Regions from separate parts of the Homo sapiens genome. Here region 2 is linked to region 1. The links are chromatin loops, found by intact Hi-C in ENCODE. Cell type or tissue: mammary epithelial cell. All regions are shown on one strand. Links, peaks and the distances in the headings refer to the core of each region. The heading gives the core; the rest is flanking DNA.

What was found. A loop is a pair of places that touch in the nucleus more often than their neighbours do. Peaks named below come from ENCODE experiments on the same cell type or tissue, not always from the same donor. Only the 100,000 strongest peaks of a DNase experiment are listed, where the experiment ranks them.
Region 2: a loop joins it to region 1, with 3 times the contacts of the local background. A loop is called at or near these places in 1 of 110 quality-filtered maps.

The regions. Positions count from the first base shown.
Region 1 is chr9:3,754,356-3,765,258 of GRCh38, reverse strand. No RefSeq gene overlaps it. Among named protein-coding and RNA genes, the nearest start is that of RFX3-DT, 92 kb to the right of the region's middle. In mammary epithelial cell, for the core only: a CTCF peak has its summit at 4,990; a DNase peak (open chromatin) is centred at 5,028; H3K27ac peaks cover 378 bases.
Region 2 is chr9:3,882,361-3,893,263 of GRCh38, reverse strand. All of the region lies in intron 7 of GLIS3 (GLIS family zinc finger 3), which reads left to right. Among named protein-coding and RNA genes, the nearest start is that of GLIS3-AS1, 11 kb to the left of the region's middle. In mammary epithelial cell, for the core only: no CTCF peak of the experiment used is centred there; a DNase peak (open chromatin) is centred at 5,233; H3K27ac peaks cover 1,475 bases.

The sequences.
Region 1 (10,903 bases), core at 3,073-8,072:
AAACAGACTAATTTCTACAAAAAATATAAAATTAATAAGGAAGTAGCCTACACCAAAAAAGTTACCATGTCCTGTTGGTTTCATGAGTGATTTCTACCAAATCTTCAAAGACCAGATTATTCTAGTAATTGTTTTAAAACATTGAAAAGAAAGAAAAAATTCATAATCCTTTATGGGCAAGCATAAAACTGATACATTTATTAGATAAAAACTATTAAGAAAGATAATTACAGACAAATATCATTTGTGAACATTCTTGTAAAAATTCTGAATGAAAAATTCCCAACCCAGCTGGGATTTTGAAAAAAAAAAAAAAAAATTGGGATGGGGTCTTTTTAAAGGTGTGGCAAAAGTTAAGGGAATCAGCAAACAAAATATTAGCAAATAGAATCCACTACCACATTAAAAAGAATGATACAGGCCCAATGTGGTGGCTCACGCCTGTAATCCCAGCACTTTGGGAGGCCAAGGTGGGTGGATCATGAGGTCAGGAAATCGAGACCATCCTGGCCAACAGGGTGAAACCCCGTTCTCTATTAAAATACAAATAAAATTAGCTGAATGTGGTGGCGTGCCCCTGTAGTCCCAGCTACTCGGGAGGCTGAGGCTAGGGAATCACTTGAACCCAGGAAGAGGAGATTGCAGTGACCTGAGATGGCACCACTACACTCCAGCCTGGCAACAGAGAGAGACTCTGTCTCAAAAAATATATACATAATAATAATAATAATAATAATAATAATACAATATGACGAAATAGCATATATTTAAAGGATACAAGTTGGCTCAACATTAGGAAATCTATTTATACAATACGCTATATTGATAAATCTAAGGAAAATTTATATGTCTATTTCTATAGATCCTGAGAATGCCTTTGACAAAATTCATTACCCATTCATAATAAAAACCCTCAAGGAAATAGGAATTGAGGGCTACTTCCTTAACATTATAAAGTATGTATATCTCAGTCCTAAAGTTAGTATTTTGTTTCATGAGGAAACACTAGAGGTATTTTCATTGTAATCAGCAACATGCAGGATTTAAACATTGTACTGAATGTGTTGGCCAATGCACTTAGATGAGAGATCAATTAGAGGGATAAGAATGGGGGAAGAAGTAGTAAAACTGCTTGTATTTGTAGGTGATATAACAGTATACTTTGAAAAACCCAGAGAATCAATAATAAAACCAACTCAATAAAGTAATTCAGTGAAGTAGCAGGTTATAAAATTAACATACCAAATCAGTAGACTTCATATAAAAAACAACACTTAGAAGACATAAAAGTAAGGAATGCCCATTTGTATTAGTAGCAAAGGAGATTAAGTGCTTAGGAATACATTTAACCAGAAATGGGCAAAACCTATATCTGGACAATTTGTAAGCACTCATGAAAGACACAAAAGCAGACTTTAACAACTGGGAATTCATTTCTTGTTCTTGGCTAGGATAACAAGATTAAGAGATATCAGTTCTCCCTAAGTTAATTTCTAAATGCAATGCAATTCCAATAAAAATACCAAGCTATTTTATAGACAAGTTGATACTAAAGGTCATATGGCAAAACAAACATGCAAGAATCACTAGGAAAGACTGAAAAAGAACACCTACAAGGGGGGAATAGCACTGACAGACATGAAAACATAATATAAAGCTTCTGTAATTAAAACAGTGTGGTACTGGCACATGAACAGACAAATACTATAGTCAGTAGGATAGAATAGAAAGTTCGACATTTGACCCAAATACATATGGATCTCTCTGTACTTCTCTCTTTCTGCCACATGAGTATATAAGGAGAAGTCAGCAGTTTGCAGTCTGGGAGAGGGCCCTCACCAGAACTCCACCATGTTGGCACTCTGACCTTGGGCTTCCAGCCTCCAGAACTGCTATAAATATTTATTATTTAAGCCACTCAGTTTATGGTAATTTGTTATAACTGGACAAACTGACTAAAACATGAGCCCTCATACATTGCTGGTGGGAATATGAAAAGGTGTAACTGCTTATAGAACACAGTTTGACAGTTTCTCAAAAAGTTAAACATAGAATTACTGTATGACCCAGAAATTCCACACTCCAGGTTATATACCCAAGACAACCGAAAACAAACATTCACACCAAAACATGTGCATGAACCTTCACAGCATTATTATCTATAATAGCCAAAAAGTAGAAACAGCCCAAATGTCCATCAACTGAATAAATAAAAATATAGATAGACAAAATATGGCACATCCTTACAATGGAATATTATTTAGCCAAGAAAAGGAATGAAGTACTAATACTTGCTACAGCATGGATAAACCTTGAAAATATTTTGCAAAGTGAAAGAAGCCAGATAAAACAAAAAGTGACATACTGTATGAAGAGTCAAATCTACACAGACAGAAAGTAGACTAGTGGTTGCCAAGGGATAGGTGAAGGAGGGAGCAATTGGGAGTAATTGTGAACAGTTACAGGGTTTCTATTTGGTAATGGAAATGTTATGGAATTAGATAGTGATAATGGTTACACAACTTTGCGAATATACTAAAAAAGTCACAGAATTTCATATTTTAAAATAGTAAACTTTAGGTTAAGTTTCACCCAATAATTAAAACAAAAAAAAAAAAAAACCCACACAAACAAAAAACATTTTGCCATCTAGCAAAGGAAAAAATATTTAGAAAGGGTAAGCTCCAGTTTCACAGAGGCCTAGATTTGGAGAAGAGAAGTGATACTAAATTGATCAATGGAAAAGTCTGCCCCTTTGGTAACTCACTTTCCATATGCACTCTTTACACATTTGAACTCTCGTGCACTCTGAAAACAGACAGTTCAATATAAATGTGAATAATTTCACAGGATCTGCTTACATTCTGATATCCTTTTCTCTGCCTCTTCTCTCTCTGAAAACAACTCCATTTGAATTCCAAATTCTTTTGGATCCCATAGGGTGATTTTACATCACTGCACCACACAAAAGGAAGAGATAAGGGTTATATGCGGCTTTTCTATCTTTAGTGAATCTAGAACCAAACATAGATAAAACCAAATGAGATAGATAGTGTGGGTGAAATAGCCTGGGAAAGCCCTGAATTTTTTCTATCCTCAGAATAAAAACGGACCTTGCATTCAACCATCCTGGGTTCTTAGTAAAAGGGAAAAGTAGGGATAAGAGGGCTGCTTATCCACCCCCGCCCACCCTTTTTCTAGAGCAGCTCCACAGATTCTCAGTCTTCCTAAGCAAGGTCAGACTATGCAGGAGTGTCAGGGAACTCAGAGCGGTGGCTTTAAATGGAAATTTCTAGAATAAAGTGTTACATACATTTTTCCTACATACCGACGAGCTTGACGAGAATTACGTTAGAAACATTGGTCTTTCACATCTTCCTCTGCATGTTTGATGGTTTTTTGTTGTTGTTGTTTGCCCTGATTTATGCATAGGCCAGAGTGAATTCACTCTGAAAGTGAGTAATTCTTGACTGCCAGGTAACACAGTGAGGTATATTGTCTAATTCTGCATGAAGCCCTTAAAATATCTGTATTCATGTTAAGGTATATCAAGCAGTGAGTATTCCTCATAAGAGTGTGTCCCTTCTCCTTGTGGTGAGGTAACAAAACAGATGGCTTTGGTGTGCATTTCTCTCACCTAAACTGTCAGTGAGCCAGCCATCTTGTCTCGATTATACCAACATTCCAGTCCTTGCAAAATGTAGAACAGACGCTCTTCATTCAGCATTGGCTTCAGTTGTGAAAAAAACATAAAGCATTTACCCACTTAACATAATAGTGATCACCTAGGAGGTGCTGTATATTTTCCTTTAAGTTGATATGAGTGATTATGTTTTCAAGTCACCTTTTTTTTGAGAGGGAGTCTAGCTCTGTCGCCCAGGCTGGAGTGCAGTGGTGCGACCTCGGCTCACTGCAACCTCTGCCTCCTGGGTTCAAGTGATTCTGTTCCCTCAGCCTCCTGAGTAGCTGGGATTACAGGTGCCCACCACCACGCCAGGCTAATTTTTCTTTTTTTTTTGTATTTTTAGTAGAGACAGGGGTTTCACCCTGTTGGCTAGGCTGGTCTTTTTTGACCTCGAGTAATCTGCCTGCCTTGGCCTCCCAAAGTACTGGGATTACAGCCATGCACTACCGGGCCCAGCCACATTTTCATGATTATGGGAATTCAGTCTATTCTAATTTCCTGAAGTAAAATTTTCTACTATAGTTTTGGGTGGATAAGAATTAGGTGAGTGGAAGAGAGTGGAATTTTAAGCATTCAACATCAGTTTTAACTTCAACTAACAGGAATTTCCCTCCTTTAGGAGAGGGAGCAAAATTTTAAGAACTCATATCGAGGAACTTTAAACAATTTCCCTAGTATTTCTTGGGATCAGTTTACCTTCTAGATCTCTCTCTTAGAAATAGATCTTTTGAACCTGATGTTCAAAAAGATAAACCTAACTAACTAGAGGATTCCCAGTGATCAAAAGAAAGAATTCAAGTGTGGTCGTTCTACTACTATGCTGAGTAAGACATGACAGATGGTTAATGCATTTATAAAAACTATTCAGTGATAGTGGTTTAAATGAGAAAATTTGGGGTTAATGTTTAATTAATTATCCAATTCAGTTGATTTGGGCCACAAACTTTCTGAGTAATTGAGATTTTATGAGGATTTATATATAAAGCTGTGTACATACATGCCCTCTTTAAGAATTCCTAGAAACATTTATTTGGCTATAAAGACCTTGCCTTAAAAATGTGATATATAATTAAGTTACTTTTATTTTTTTTTCAGTGAAAACATTCATTCAAAGATAGTGCTGTGTTTTAATCTGGAAACATTATTTAGCCCTTGCTTTGTTTGAGAGAATCCTGCCCTGGCAACCCTCTATAAGCCCTCATTTGACTTCACTGGCCAAAATCCATTGATTAGAGGCCCCTCTGGGAGTTAATGGGGCAAATGTCGGGGCAAGAGGAAAATAAAGGATGCAATATCCAGTTCCCACCACCAATTCACCAGCCCAGGCTTGTCTCACAAGCTTTGCGATTAATCATGCTCCTTCACCTACCCTTTGTTTACATTTGACAGAGTCCCGCGGAACAGAAAATAGCTAAAGTAGCAAGGAGAAGCAAATTTGGCAGAGCTCTTCAATTAGAAGCTAATGATTAAATTCATTTGGTATCCTTTGTGCCATAATGACATTATTTATAAGAAATTCTTTTGGTGAGAATGTAACTGCCTTTTACACTTCCAGCAACATTTCTCATCCATTATCACTAAATAATCTTTAGTTCTTGTAAATCCCTTAGCAAAGTCTTCTTATAAAAGAATTTAAAAAGGAATAAAACCTCTGAGATATTACAGGGTTCTTGCTGTGTACCTCCCATAGACTTGGATGAGAACTGCTCAGCTTAAACCCTGTACATTGCTTTGAAGATCCAATTCATGTACCCGTAATTCAGGAGGGGAGAAAAAAAAAGACAGCCATAAATATTTGCATCAGAGCTAACATCTGCACTGGTTTGTGATATTTTTTGGGGTGGAAAAAAGAGGAGAGTAAAACTCTGATGTTTATTTGCAGCCGCCTTTTTTGGGAGAATTTCAGTCTATCTCCTGGGTGCGAGGAATTAGAATTTACTTTGGAGAGCATGGATTGGGCAGAACTGGAAGACTAGGGTGGGGATGGAAATGAGAAGGAGAGAAAGTAAAGAATTTTTGACATCTAACTTTTATTATTAAGAAGCCACTTATATGTTTGTTCATATATGCCCCTGAAATGTAGCCTTTTTCCCCCAAAAGGGCATGGATGAACACCTGTCACATGCCGCTTTCTGCAGCTGCCAGTGATTTCAGCTTCCCAAGGTATGGACTTGCAGCTGCCAGATGAGCGACTTTCATGATTGCAGAGTTTCCTATTTTTAGTCAGACTTGCAGGAAATTGCGGGCATCTCTGTTTTATTTACTTGGTTTCAAAATGTTTCCTGCATGAGTTTCTTTTTTCAGCAGAGAAAATAAATTGTAGACGATATTATCTGTGGACTTCAAAAACATTCTCCATTGGGCAGTGGGCTCCTCTTTTTACAGTCTGTAATGTAGGTCTTGAATATTTAACAAAGTCCTGAGTTTCTCGCCATCAGTTTCTATAAGTGATTTTTCTTCCTTTATTTCAGAAGTGAAAGAAATAATCTAATAAATGGAATTTTACTGAGTGTATGTTGAGTAGTACTGCTTTCTGCTACAGGACCAGCATGGTCAGGAAAGAGCAAGATAACTTCCTCCCCACTCCACTATGCTGAATAAACTCTCATAACACCAAGTCACCAAATGAAGGTTCAGGATCAAGATTGTTAATTACTATATTTTATCTAATCTATGAGGCTGCTAAAAAAGAAAAAAAAAAACCTGCCAATTAATTCTGATGCACCATCAATTGAATGACTGATTTCAGAGTGTTAAATGTAAAAAAGAGTGTATCTTTGAATTGAAGAAAAGTCATAATTAGTCCACAATTATTTCCCGAGCAGTTTGTGTGCCTGCCCCTTGGATGCTAGTGGAAATATGAGACATGGCCCTAGTGTTAGGGAAAGTATGGGGTGATAAGACTATCACACATGGACCTAAAAGACAAACAGCCGCCTAAATATAATGAACAAAACTGAATGCCATGAGGCTGCAGAGAAAGCAGAGGTGGGAGTCAGGAGAAAATCTCAAGAGAGTAATTTAGAGGAACAACACAAACTGCATCTTAAGGATAGTCCTATGGGTAGAGGAGAACATGCTAGGGAAAGACAAAAGCTCGGATAACAGTGGAAATGACAGGCAAAGATGTAGTGTGGACAGGCTCTAGAAGCAAGCTACCTAAATTCAAATCTCAGCTCAGCCTTGCTTTAACCTCTTCCTGCTTCAGTTCACCCATTTGTTGAAGGGAATTAAATTTGTTGCTGTGGTTATAATGTAACTTTATAAACAACAGGTAATTAATAGTAAATAACTCAAAAAGTAATAACAATGGCATGTGTAGAGGAGAAAAATGCTTTTCTGTTACTCTCTTAGGTTCAGTTCCTAGGGTCTGTGAATTAAACTGACAAAAGACAGAATAATAGAAGAAAAGGCCTACACTCTTTATCGATGTTAATATGTTTGCATAAACAGGGGCTTCACAAAACAGAAGTAAAAATCCAAAGAAGTGGTTAGACTTAGGGGCTTGTATACCATTTTTACAAAGGGTGATAAATTGTGGAAAAGTAACTAGACAAAGGAAAAGGGGGTTGGGTTTCTAGGGCCAATAAATTGTGGGAAAGTGACTAGGAAATATATTGCGAGAACTAATGAAAGGTAAGGGTTATTTTAGGAAGATCTGTTTATGGACACTCTACTCAGTGCTGACTCTCCACCTCTGGGGATGAGGGTCGCTCTCCTCATTGTGGTACAGAAAAAGCAGGAGTATTCATGCTACCTTCAAAAAGGGAAACTTAGGCCTTGCTTCCAGGCAGAAAACTTTTCCTTTATGTGTTTATTCTAACTGTCTTGAGTAAAAATAATCAATATGCCAAAGTTGCATATTTGGGGGTATGATATCCTGGTCCCTTTCACATATAAATGACTTAAGTGACTGGAACATGAAGGGAGAGGAAGAGAACCTGGAAGAAAGAATTGTTGTTGGATATTTGGAAGGGTGAAGCTACGTTGACTTCTATACTATTCCTTAAACACAGGAACACATTGAAGCACCAGGGCCTTTGCATAAGCTAATTCCCTGGCCTAGAATACTCCTTCTTTAGCCGGCCATCTGACTTGCTCCTTTGTCCTTCTGGCCTTTGTTGAAATGCAGTGCAATCTTTTTTTTTTTTTTTTTTTCTGAGACATATTCTCACTCTGTTGCCCAGGCTGGAGTGCAGTGGCATGATCTTGGCTCACTGCAACTTCCGCCTACTGGGTTCAAGTGATTCTCATGCCTCAACCTCCCAAGTAGCTGGGATTACAGGCACCCACCACCATGTCTGGATAATTTTTGTATTTTTAGTAGAGATGGGGTTTCAACATGTTGGCCAGGCTGGTCTCAAACTCCTGACCTGAAGTGATCTGCCCACCTTGGCCTCCCAAAGTGCTGGAATTACAGATGTGTGCCACTGCACCTGGCCTGGCCTGTTGAAATGCAATCTGATCAGTGAGGCCTTCTCTGACCACCCTATATGAAATAGTACCAATATCTCTGCTCTGCCACTTTCCATTTCCTTTACCATACTTAAAAAATAGCCCTTGTTAATAAATATTTTATGTGCGTATTTATTTGGTTAAGGGTGTGTGTGTGTATATATGTATGTTTGTGTGTTATTATTCTCCAACAACTAGAATGGATTAAGAAAGCAGGGCTTAGATGGATAAGAATAATAGGAAAGAAAAAGTCTTCAAGGCTGAAAGACTTGGAATATCTGTATAAATAACACACCAACGGATTCCACTGCCTCTGATATATAGTTTACTTTTAAATAACAAGAGCAAAAACTGTGGAGCCACTTGAAGGCAGAGAGTATATCAATTTTTGTAACCTCAGCACCTGCTCATACCCTATTCTATGAGTGAATGAAGAAGCAACATCTCCCTAGATGGAGATGCCTCCATGGGAGAGAAACACATTCTCCTGGCTCATTAATTGAAACCATGGCTCCGAGGGTTTGGGATTATTCACTGTGGTAGGCTGAATAATGGCCCCTCAAGGTATCCAGGTTCCAAACTCTGGAAAACATGAATGTTACCTTATAGGCAAAAAGGACTTTGCAGATGTAAATTAAAGATTGTTGAGATAAGGAGATTATGCTAGATTATCTGAGGTGGGCTCTTAATGAAATCACAAGTGTTTTTACAAGAGGGAAGCAGAAGGAGATTTGACTATAAAAGAAGAAGCCAATGTGATGATGGAAGCAAGATACTACACCGCTGGCTTTGAGGATGGACGAAGAGGCCAGGTGCTAAGAAATGCAAAGAATGTGGCTCTAGAGAACGGAAGGAAGAGAAGGAAATGGATTAGAGCTTCAGCAGTGTGCATGGCCCTGGGCTTCTGATCTCCAGAGCTGTAAGAGAATAAGTATGTGTTGTTTTAAGCCACAATTGGTGGTCATCACTAATTTGTTACAGTGGCTATAGGAAGCTAATACACTCACCACATTACTTTGGTGTTACTTCATAGACAACATACTCAGTGTGCATTTGTTCAGGCAGTCATAGTCCAAGATAATAGACCTAGCTGTCTTAATTAGGAAGTTTCAAATTTTATGAAGGCTTAAAGTGGAACTTTATTTTACACTTCCCTTCATCAAAATGTTCAATCACTGGCTATAAATAGTGGTTCTCATTGTTTTTCAGCTTGTCCTACTTTAGGACAAAAGGCAATGTGAACCAACCAATGAGAATTCTCTGAGGACCTACTATGTATTGGTATTTGAGGCATAAAGGAGCTTTTCACCAGTTAGTCTAACCTGTATTACACTGGTAATGGAATTGGGATGTGAAGAACTCATTTAAAAAAGTACATAAAGAAAGCTTTAGGGCTGGGCGCAATGGCTCACGCCTGTAATCCCAGCACTTTGGGAGGCCGAGGCAGGCAGATCACTAGGTCAGGAGATCGAGACCATCCTGGTTAACACGGTGAAACCCTGTCTCTACTAAAAAAAAAAAAAAAAAAAAAAAAAAAATTAGCCGGGCGTGGTGGCGGGAGCCTGTAGTCCCAGCTACTCGGGAGGCTGAGGCAGGAGAACGGCGTGAACCCAGGAGTGGAGGTTGCAGTGAGCCGAGACTGTGCCACTGCACTCCAGCCTGGGGGGACAGAGTGAGACTCCATCTCAAAAAACAAAAAAAAAAAGAAAAAAAGAAAAACCAAAAAAAGAAAGCTTTGAAAACCAAAATGCTACACATATAAACGTATTTTTATTGGCTAATATTGTGTCAGGCGCATGTACAGCTCAATAAATATAATATTTAAATGACACAGTTTCTGTTGTTAAGATGCTTACAACTAGGGAAAAATATTTACATGGGAAATACTAGAGTTTCTAGATAAGAAAATATTTTTCAAAACCCTAACAGTTGAAGCAATATGATCCTGGTGCAGGAATCAACAGATAACTGGAATGTCACAAATCTCTAAGAATAGAATAAGAATTTAATTTATAATGTAAGAAGCATTTCAAATAATGGAGAAAAAACAGATTAGTATGACAAAACCATCTAACATTTTGGGGGGGAATGTTTGGTTCCCTATCACATACCTTACATCACAATATCTTAGCAGGGCTATGGATTTTTAAAAACACATGATACAATAAATTAATAAAAGAGCACAGGTTAATATTTATTTTGGAGCTCAAAAAGTATTTTTTAAAACAGTGCACAAAATAAAATGCCATAAATTAAAAATTTTTTAAGTTTTATCACAAAAAAATTAATGTGTTGGTTTGTCCAAAGAGATCATACATATTACAAATACAAAGAATCTGAAAACTAATTCAGAAGTGTGAAAGTATTTAGCTACAAGAGGTTCATTGCAATATATACAATGTGTGTGTGTATTTCTAGGTGTAGACATAGATATGTGCATGTATGTTTAAAAATGTAGAAGAGAAACATCAGTATATTAACAGTGGTTATATTCTGTTAGTAGAATTACAGTAGACTATATCTATCTATCTATTGAGACATATATATTTTGTTTACTTGTTTATTTGATAATTTAACTCCCGGTAAATGACCACTCCACTATCGCATTTAATTTTTGGAGCAACAAACACATCTCTTAACATGGACTGAGGTTTTGGTTTAGTATGAAAATAGAGAAGAATGAACTCTGAAGGGAAGCAGAAAACACTGTAGAATTTTCTACCCCTTCCTCAATTTACTGCTAGAGATTTCATTGTTATTTTA
Region 2 (10,903 bases), core at 2,910-7,909, 130 kb before region 1:
TGTGCAAGTTTTGCCGTAAAAATATTTTTGTAGGTGAGCAAAAACAATTCCGTACCTCATTGAGGAGGAGAGGCAAGTAGCGAGGCTGGGCAATTGCGGCTTTATCCTTATTGGGAAAAGTATTGGTTATTTTTGTATTATTATTTCTCCTATCGGAAGGTAGAGGGTGGGAGGAGGGAGAGGATCAGGAAAAACAAGTAGACTTAATACCTGGGCAGTGAAACAATGTGTACAACAAACCCCCATGACACAAGCTTATCTATATAACAAACCTGTACATGTGACCCTGAACTTAAAATAAAAGTTAGATGTGTATAATTTCACCAGTGATCAACTGGCACATGAGAAGAGAAGGCTGAGTCTATTATACTCTGAGGTGTACCTGAAGCAGGTCTTAAGAAGGTGGCAAAACAGAGAATTCAGGATAAAATTTCTGAAATGAGAAGCTAATACTTTTTATGGTTAAGAGGTTATAGACCAGACTGCTGAGTCTAAAGTTCTGACTTTCTGCTTCAACTGAATTTGCCTTCCAAGGAAAGAAAAACATAGGTGGTTATGTCTCTTTCCTGTGAAGAGTAAAGAAAAAAAAAACTGTTCCTATTCAGGGTGTTTGTAGCCACAGTGAAATTTCATCTTTTTTATACTTGTATGGGTACTGAAAATCTTAAGAATAGCAAAGACTCTAAATTAAGGGACATTAATGAATTATAACTTGGATATTACTTGCCATATTTTACAGTAATAAGAGAGCATATTGCAGGCACTGAATAGAGGGTATTGTGGAATTTATTCATTCCACGCAGCTATCAGCACTGTCCCAGAATACTGGCTTTTATGCTGTCTTCCTCAATATTGTCATGGGCTGATCTGCCCTGCTCAGGTGCCCCGGCCGTGACTCAAACCATTAACACTGCCTTTACAGCAGGCATTGATTCATCAGAAGTTGCAGCTGCCTTCTTGGAGTCTTATTGGAGTCTTAGTTTTTCTACCTAAATTTCCAGGCTGCTTTTTTTTTGCCTTGCTTCTAGAACTCCCTATTTCTAGCTGTGACCTGGGTTTGCTCCTGAGACTCCAGTCCCGTTCTCTCTAGTGAACTTAGCTGCTCATGTCCTGCTTCTACTCTCACTACCCATCAGCCCTGGATTTCAGAGTTGAGTCTTACCCTGGCGTTTCTACTAACACCTAGTCCTACCTTAAGAAGTGAGGGGTCTGTAAGCTTCACTGGAACCTTTTCCTTGGGGACGTAGAGAAAGTCCTTTTTTCTACCTTCTAGGAGTGAGTGGCTGCAGAAAGGGGAACTCTTCACGATTAAAAAGAAAATGTGATAAAGTCTCATCAACGTGCATAGGAATTTGCTCCTCAGGCTGGTTCACAGGGATGCCTATGAAGCATTTCTGAGAAGTGGATGTACTTCATGAAAGATGCGATGCATCAGCTACCCTACAAGATTTTGCAGTTGGGAAAGTAATGATCTAGGATTCATAGTTCTGGAGGACTAAGGCAGTTCGGAGTCATAGCTATACAAAAAGCAAGAATGGACAATATTTTGTGTCTTTTCTTTTGAGACAGGATCTTGCTTTGCCACTCACGCTAGAGTGCAGTGGCATGATCATAGCTCACTGTAACCTTGAACCCCTGGGCTCAAGTCATCCTCCTGCCTCAGCCTTCTGAGTAGCTGAGACTTCAGGTATGTGCCACCACACCTGGCTAATTTATTTTTAAAATTATTTTGTGTAGAGACAAGGTCTTGCCCAGGCTTACGTCAAACTCCTGGACTCAAGTGATCCTCCTGCCTTGGTCTCCCAAAGTTCTGAGATTACAAGCATGAACCATGGCAGCGGCTCTTTTTTCTTAAATTACGTTACTGACCACGTTTTGTACAATCCCTGTGATCATCGCTTTAGCCAATCTATGCTCAAATGTAACATTTATAAATGGAAATGACACTTCTTCCTGTAACCCGAATTTTCCTCTTAGTGCGATCAACTGCTGGATTAAATGACATAAAGAGTTCTTTAAACATAGTAAGTGTTCAGCACCTAATAGTTGTAACTATTGTTGCTTTTATCTAAATACTATAAAAATACATGCTATAGTTCTGAAAATTAGAGAACAGATGCCACAGATTACCAATTACCTACCTTTTCCTCCTCCTCCTCTTCCTCCTACTTTCTTCTTCTTCTTTTTTTTTTTTTTTGAGGAAGGAAGGAAAAGTGGAAGCCTAAAAGTTTGGGAATACAATCAACATCACTCAGTAGAATAAAAGAAAACTGAAATATGTTTCTTTACATTTTGTATTCCACTACTTTGCCAGTAGTTCACATGGCATTTTTTAATTAAGGAAATCTACTGTAGCTCTCTAAAGAAAAGCAAATTGGAATTACAAAGCCATCACTGGGGTGGCAATGCCCCCAAACTCACAATGTCAAAATTGTGTTTTGATGGTTACTAGGGTTTGGTCATTCAAAAGTAGTGTTGTTGGTGGGTTTGTTGTTGTTGTGTTGTTGTTGTTGTTTGGTTTGTTTTGTTTTTTAGAGACAGCGTGCTATGCCAGAAAGAACGTGGAGCTAAATCTAAACTCCAGTTCTGGATCTCCAGTCCCTAGATGTTCAGTTTGGGGAGGTTACTTTTCCTTTTCTATAATAATAATAATACTGACTCCATAGGACTGCTATGAGAACTAAATGAGATAACATAAAAGAGTTTAGTACACTCCCCGGCAATTGGCAGATGCTCATGTTCTTTTCTCTTTTTTTCTTTCCTTCTTGCTTAAAATGTTGGATTATTAATTGTGAACAAAGTCAATGTCTGTGGCAGTGAATAGAACCCCTTCTATCCATGTCTTTTATGCTGGGTGCTACTACTTGGTAGTCAGTAATGGATGTGCTGACATAAAGCGTTCCTTCCAAGAAGAATTTAAGTCAAGCGGAGGGCTGGAGCTTCTGTATTCTAAGGCCCATTTTCTGATCTGCAAATTAGACTTTTGTTGTTGTTGTTGTTTCCATGAAGAGTAGAAGTATCCTTATACTGGTTGTACAGAGTGCCATTGCCTGCTTGTAAACTGAATTTAATGAACAGTGAATTTGTGAGAGTGAGGCAGGTGGAAGAAAGGAGAAATGGGATTGATGGCCTCGGCCAATGCAATTTTACATATTCCTTGTTTTGGTATTGCTGGGATGTAGCCCTGGTCCTGATGTCATTTTGTAAATAGGCTCTTCCAGGCCATGTCATTTATCTCAAAATATACTCTCAGGTGTCTAAAAAAACTGTTCTTGACTGTTGCTTACCTCAAATTTAGTTTTCATATTTCAAAAACAGTTCCCTAGTCTTTTCATGATGGTTCTTAGTAGTTAGCATGCAACAGTTATTACACTGAGAATCAGCAAACTATGGCCCATAGGCCAAATCTGGCCTGCCCCGTGATTTTGCATGGCCTGAGAACTAAGGATGGTTTTAAGATTTTTTAATGTAAAAAATTTTTTAAAAGTTATTAGCCTTTAGGTGAGAACAGTTGCCTGAAGAATGTGAACATTGCCTCTTTGCCTGCAAAGCCTAAAATATTTTCTGTCTGCTCCTTTGCAACAAAGGTTTGCCAAGCCCTGTTTTATACTTACATCTGAGACATTCATCAAAATGACTGAGTGAAATCAAGGCATCCATAAAGTGGATTAATTGAAATGAATTAAAGAGGAGAATGTATTATAAGACAGTTTAGGATCATGTAATACATGCAGATTTTATCATTTTATTGATCCCCATAATATTTTAGATTTAGCAAATACTTTAGTAGTCTTCTAGTCCATGGGTTTTTGGAGACTTTTTAAGGCCCAATATTTAAAACAGATAATGGCAAAGCTGTTTCCATTGAAGGCATCCAGAACTCATGTACTATCCAATACTCATAGGTCTCCCAGGGCACTCTATGGAACCCCAAAAGTAGTGGCCCTCAAATGGAACTATTACTGGTTAAAGGCAACAAATTGCAAGAAGACACCTGCAGAAGCAGCCTGGGCCATTGTGGGAGCACTGACTAACGTGGCTCTCACTTAGGAAGAAACTGCCTCAGGACAGGTGGGGCTCCATTCTAGTTATGAGGTGCTAAAGGCTGGCAAAGAGATCAGAGGCAGGGGCAGTCCTGGTTTTATTCTGCCCAAGATTTTTTTTCCTAGAAAGGAAAGTATCTCAAATTCTTGAATATCAAGGGTTATGTTTTCGAAAATCTAAGCCTCTCCTAGACACATAAATTAAAGCCTAAAGTAAAGCAAATAATTGAAATATTGAACTTTAGGGACCCATCTAGTCACATTCTAACAGGGATGTCACATGCTTCCTCAAAATATATTTTCTAGCAGCAACAAGGATGTTTGAAATGGATATAACTGAAGGCTGAACCCTCCATTCCAGATACAGATAAAAGCCTTTACATAAAAATTATTTGAAAAAATGTTGTATATGGGCATAAACTCATGACAGCACGTGAGTACCTTCTAGCATCTATCTTGAGAGTAAAGTAAGCTAGGAGGTAACCTGAAGCGCCTGATGGCCAAATGGAAGATTGTGGTCAGAGTGTGAATAAAGGAGGAAAGGGGGTTCTCTGGAGTCATAACAAAACCAGCTTCATTGTCGATGCAGTTTCGCCCAGGGCTCATGATAATCGAAGAAGCTGTGAGCTCCTCGCTATAGCGTAATTCTCCAGAAGGGCTGTTGTTACTTCATTTTACACATCTAGGAAAGGGAGAGGCTCTTTGAGAGAGTTCAGAGTTGATTGATAGGTCATCCCTTGACTTTGGCTAGAATAATAGTGCATTAAAAATCAGATTGGCTGTCTATGCTAAAAATCTGTTTCCAAGAAGCCTTCACTGTGAAGTGATTTTAGAAGTCACGTGAAAGTAGAGTGGGTGGGATTGTCTCAGCATGCTCTGAAAGGGAGGAAATATCTTTTGTGGTCAACATGGTACAGGTAGGAGATAGTTGAGGCATGAGTAATGAGGAGATTGGGAACCCAGTATTTTTTACTGCAGCTTTGTTTTTTGTGGCCAAGTAAAACTTTTATTTCCAAAAAAAGGTGAGGGATCTTTCTGTAAGAACTTCCAGGAGTGATTGGCCACGTCTACCCCGTCTTTCTCCTTTTTTTCTGCCTTCCCACTCTGCCCCAATGAGGGTTAACATAACACACAGACCAGGAGGAAATGACAGATTTCCCACAGGGTAGTCTGAATAGTTTGCTTGTTCCAGCTATTTTACTGACTTTCTGTGTCATGAATCCTTCGAAGGTGAGTAGCAGGTAGGTTGGGAGGTGGAGAAAAGACAGAAAAGGTAGGAGATTTGAGGTTAGCTGTGTCATGCATTGCTTGGAAAGATCTAAGAGGGCTGTGTGAAAGGTTCATCCCAGAGAAGTTGATAGAGCTGCCAGATGATGCCATTCTACTGGTAACAAAATGTCTTTGTTCTGAAATGCAGATGTTTCCAGAGCTTTTCCTAACATGAAGTTAATTAGACCTGGTATTTAGGAATGCTTGATGGTACCTTTTGACATTTATGTGGATGGCATCAGCCATTATCTTCTAGTTGTATTGCAGGGTACTCCAGAGAAGCATATAAACCTGTATCCTCTTCCACACACTAACACCTCTTCCCTGGCTATAAATCCAGCTGCATGATGTGGAAATGTAATTGAGCAGCCTACGCAGAAGTTTGGAGCTCATGGGGGAATATCTGTTTGTAAGAGAACCTGAATATTCATGTAGCTGTCCAGACATCAATAAATTCTCATTTTGCTTTATTTATTTCTGTTCCCTAGAGAATAGCAGCACGCTTAAGCTCAAAGTTAATAGGCATGTTCTACAGAGCCGTGCCCTCACTTACCTTAATAGAACATCTCCCTAACACATTTGTTTATCCGTTGCCAGGTAGCTCTCCCATCAGGTGACATGAATATGTTTCCTTTGTCTTGGTGCATGGGAGACAGTTGCCAATGTTTGCTGTCAATTAGCTTGTGGTAGCATGTCAAGGATGTACGGGTGGTGTCATTTTAGTCTGACAGCCACCCGATCCAGTTGAGAAGGGATTGTTTCATTATCCTCTTATCAGGGCTGCTGGATAATGATAGTCTACACTGCAAAGTGGGAAGGAAAAAAAAGACAGGCAGAAATAATAGATTTTTAGGGATTGGCAATATTAAAAGTTTTCATGCCACAAGGAGAAGGGAAAGATTAGAGAGATGACTGTGCCAACCCTTAAGAAGCTACTTTTTCCTAATACAGGTAGGATGTGGAATGATGCCCTTCCTGATGCAGAGGCAGGGGAAGGGGGGAAATGATCAGACATTAAGAAGAAGGAAAAAAGAAAACCAGCTCCTTCTACTCATTGGCAGCAAGGCTAAGATTAGCTGAGGCCTCTCTCTCGTTCTCCAATTAACCTCAATACCAAACGCAGCCTTCCAAGTGACCCTGACAGGGCATTTTCCTTGCTAGAAATCTCTTTCTGGTTTGTGAATTTAGGTTCAGAGAGCATTTTTCATTGAAGGACAACACAATTAAATTGCTCCAAGGTGAAATGCAAAAAGACCGCAGAAGGTACCAGACCTTGTATTTTCACTATTGGGGGCCAAAACTTGAGTCACCCCCAATATTGGTAATTTTCTTCAGAATGCCTGAAGGGAAAGTCTTTCTTGACTCCTGAAAATTCTGGATCTTTATGCTCTTGGAGAAACAAACAAAAAGAAGTGCTGAAAGTGTAAAAATACTTCAAGATAAACTAAGCTTCAAGAGGGACAATTGTGTTGACATTTTAGTAACAGCCCATTTTCGCTCCTTAACGAAGTGCAGTCATGCATGAAAATGACTTGTTATCTTTTAAACTGAAATGCATTATGGGTTGTAACTCAAAAGGTGTGTATTACTCTACTCGTGCAAAATAAAGTACATTTTAACCCTTGAGGATTCTTTCACAGGCCCCACTTCATAGCAACTCATATAAAAAAAATAGAACAACAAAAAGCTTATTTGAGAATGGTATGTAAACTCTTCTGCATTTGTAAAGTAACACCACAGTTTATATTTGTATGAATTCTTCCATCTGTAGTTTAGATAGGAGGTCATACTTTATTCGAGATTTACCATTTGGGAGCAACATGTACCCTTATCTTTCCCTAGTTCTATTAATAATGGTAATAATTACAATAATATAAGTAGCCAAATAATAGCAACAGTGGTTTCTTGAGCACTTGACTGGCGTTCAGGCATATGCTCAGTGTTTTCTGCTCATTCTATAATCCTCGTCACAGTCCAGTGAGGTATTATCCTTATTTAAGATGAAGAAACTTAGGTTAAGTGATTTGCCTAGACACATTGCTATTAATAGCTAAGGCTAAGATTCTAATTCAGGTCTATCTGTCTCACATTGTGTATGCTTTGCTTTGTTCTGTTAATAACCACACTGACAATGTCTCTATAAAGTGCCCGATTTCTGATGAGGCTGAGGGAATCAGAATTTCTGTTGTCCAGCTGTTCCCGAACTTTTCCCAGCTCTAAAATTCTCCAGGGAGAGAGACAAAGAGACAAGATTGAACTCACCATTCACATGGGGCTTCTCATTCTTTTCAGTGTCCCTGTGAAAGCTCATTTACCCTGATTTCATTGATTAGCTTATCCTCCGTGCCTTGACCCTGGAAATACTGCCCAAGAGATGAATGGTGAGCCAACACCTCTTCCCATGTTCCAGCCACCAAGCAATAATGTCATTTGTCAGGATCTCAACATTACTCTAGCACTACTTATACGTGAATTCACAGTGTGTGGGTAATACCGGTTCCCCCTTTTCTATGAGAGCAAGCCTGCATGAGGAGCAGCACCATGGCCATAATGCAACCATGAATGACTCCAACGCAGATTTACAAAGCAGCTCAGTGGTTGCAGATCTGCCCGGTAAACCTCCCCTTGGTGCATTATTGACAACTGGTGGCCTTTCAGCCCAGAACATCATTCTTGCTTGTGGTAAAGGATGCATATAACTAATTGCTCACGAATAACCCTTCCTTGCCTTCCTTCTTTTCCTAGCAGTGGATCAATATGCCTCTAGCAAGTATCTGAAATCTTTATTTGGGAAAAAGCACATTTCCTACCAGCTGTTTGCTTTCTAAACCAAATAATTCAGTTAATTTCTTGCCTGAAGTAATTTTCAGAGCTGGAAAACTTCTCTCTTCAATGCTGAATTGCTTTCAGGATGGGCAGAAACAGAAATGGGAATATCCTTTTTGCACTCTAACCCACAGTTTGATGGCTACAGCTGCTTGTGTGTTGTTTGTGGTGGGGGATTAGTGGCTATTGGCAACAAGCAGCCTTTGCAAACAGAGTGTTCAGGGGCCCTGACACAACACTTTTATGTGTTTTCTTGAATCTGTCTTGCCTTTGGGAGGCAATATAGGGTGGTGTTCTGGGTCATGTGATCTATTAATAAAATCAGGCTTCCCGGATTTGAATTCCAGCCCCGCTATTTGCCTGCCACGTGACCTAAGCCAGGTAACTTAACCAGGAACCAGAAGAGGCCTCAAGTTCCTCATCAGCAAACTGGGGAAATGTTTATAAAGAACTTTGCACATTATAAATGCTCAATAAGTCTTAACTATTGATTCCAAGGTATCAAGGGGCAGCAAGAAGATGAAATGAAGCTGAGACAGGATCCCCAGCACCTACTACTCAAAGTGTAGTTTCCATACCAGCAGCCTCAGCACCCCCAAGACCTAGTGAGTCAGAATCTGTATTTTACCTTGATGATTTATTTGCACATTAAAGCTTGAGAAGCAGGACTCTTGCTGCTCACATAGTTTTAAACAAGAATGCATATTGGCTGTTTTTAATATACCTTAGCCTGACAAGGGAGGTCTTCATCCTTTCCCTCTGAAGTGATGAAAACACAGTTACCAAGCAATGCCTATAGTAGCCTTCCTCCGCTCTGGTGATGGCCTGAGACAAGTAATCTTTATTTGGGGATGCTACTAACACTCTTGGCCTCCCTCCATCCACACAATAAATATGTTACAGCTGAAGTAACCCCAAGGGTGCCCTGTTTATACCCATTAGAAATATAGATTAATGGTTTTCATTTGGACAAAGAGAACTGCATACTAACCAAATTAACCTGAGCTAAAGGTGCCAGCCTAGAATGCTCTGGTAGCCTATGAGATGGCATCTGAGAACCACATAGATCAACAGATGCTGCTTTGTTAAAATTATAAAGCTCAACTGAGTTACCTCCACCTACCTCTACTGTAGATGGATGAGAGACTGCAGTGAGCCAGGCCACTAAGAAAGAGAAAGCCCATGGCAGCAGGGAGGCCAGTAGCTGGCCTCTGCTGAAGACAAGGCTCACGTATTCATCTCAAGAACAGGATTTTATTTCCTCAGGGAGACTACCATCTCTTAATCACAAAAGCAATAAGAATTTCCAATATGTTCCTCTGCTGTGCTTAATCAGTTGTTCCAGCTGCCAGTCATCAGGTATGTCTGGAAGTTCACTTAGAAGCCCTCTTGCAGCCTTGAAAGCAGTAATGACCCCGGAGTTGACACAGACAATGAAGGCTGCTCCTGTGGGCAGCCTGTGTGTGTCGGCTGATTTGATGACAACAGTTTTGTTAATATTGCCCTGTATCCTGGAGGGATCAGCTCTCTTCCTTATGTTTTGATCGATAGGCCACAATTGTGTGCCCTATTCGTTGAGTTTGGAAAATTATTTTGAATGTGTATGAAAGGAAGTTTTTCCTTTTGCGAATGACATTACAGTTTTACTCTAAGGTGGAGATTTTCTTCCTGAGGTTAAAAATCACTTGGCAAAACCTGAACATTTGTCTGGAACCATATGTTGTGGTGGGAAAGTCTGTATGAAGTCGGCAGATATTCAGACTTAAAACATTAATGGAGATTAGCACCTGCCTGGTGCAGAGTAGGTGCTGGAAAATTGTGTTTGGAAGAATGAATGCATAAAAGAATATTCCTAGACTGTAGTAATTAATAAAGATTGAATTCTGGATGCATGACTGTGATATGGTCAGAAATTCCTAGAAATCAGGATAAGTAAAAGAGCATTTCCTATGCCACAGTGGATCATTGGCAGAGACCAAGGACAATTCTGTTGAAGCCACAGCTCTCTGACTCCAGAGTGTTGTCCATTTTTTTTGAAGGGTATGTGAGATGGGGATTGGATAAATGTTGGAAAGCATGCTTGTGTCTGTTGTTACTTCCTCCAAATTTCTGGTCATCATCTTGGTCACAAGCAACGTCTACAATGAGCAGTCATGGCCTGGACTTGGCATGCAAAGTGCTGTCATGTAGACACTGACTTACAGGCTTCTACTAGGTTGTAATCTCACCTTCTCACCAGAAGTAAGATTTTCCTATACTATAGAAAGTAAAGGCAAGTCATAGACCTTGTTTTCCAGAGAAGTGATTTCCTCCACCCTAGATAAGAAGTACATTTTCCAAATCCAGTTTTTAAATTGAACCCTAAAGCCCTCCCTTTCTTGTTCTCATGGGGCCGTAAAAGAGGACCACTGCCCATTTCTGTCCCCTTCACCAGCCATAGCATTCAAGGGAAGGGCTATGGATGTGGGCTTGACTGGTGGTCAGTCAACACCAGTTGACGTGGGCTTGACTGGCAGTCAGTCAAACCAGCACAGCTGGAGGGCATATTCTGGAGCCCTCAGCCCTATACCTGACACCTCGTGTGCCCCACCTAGCATCCCCTTCACCACCTGTTTCTAGTGGCCTTTGCTAATGCAGCCAGCTAATGCACCAGCCGTAGCATGGTAGCACCTCTCCTCAACTGCACCATGTCCCTCTGGCTTTCTTCCCTGAGGCTTCTCTGATACCCTGATGTTGGGTATCTGTGAGAACATTTAGCCACTCTG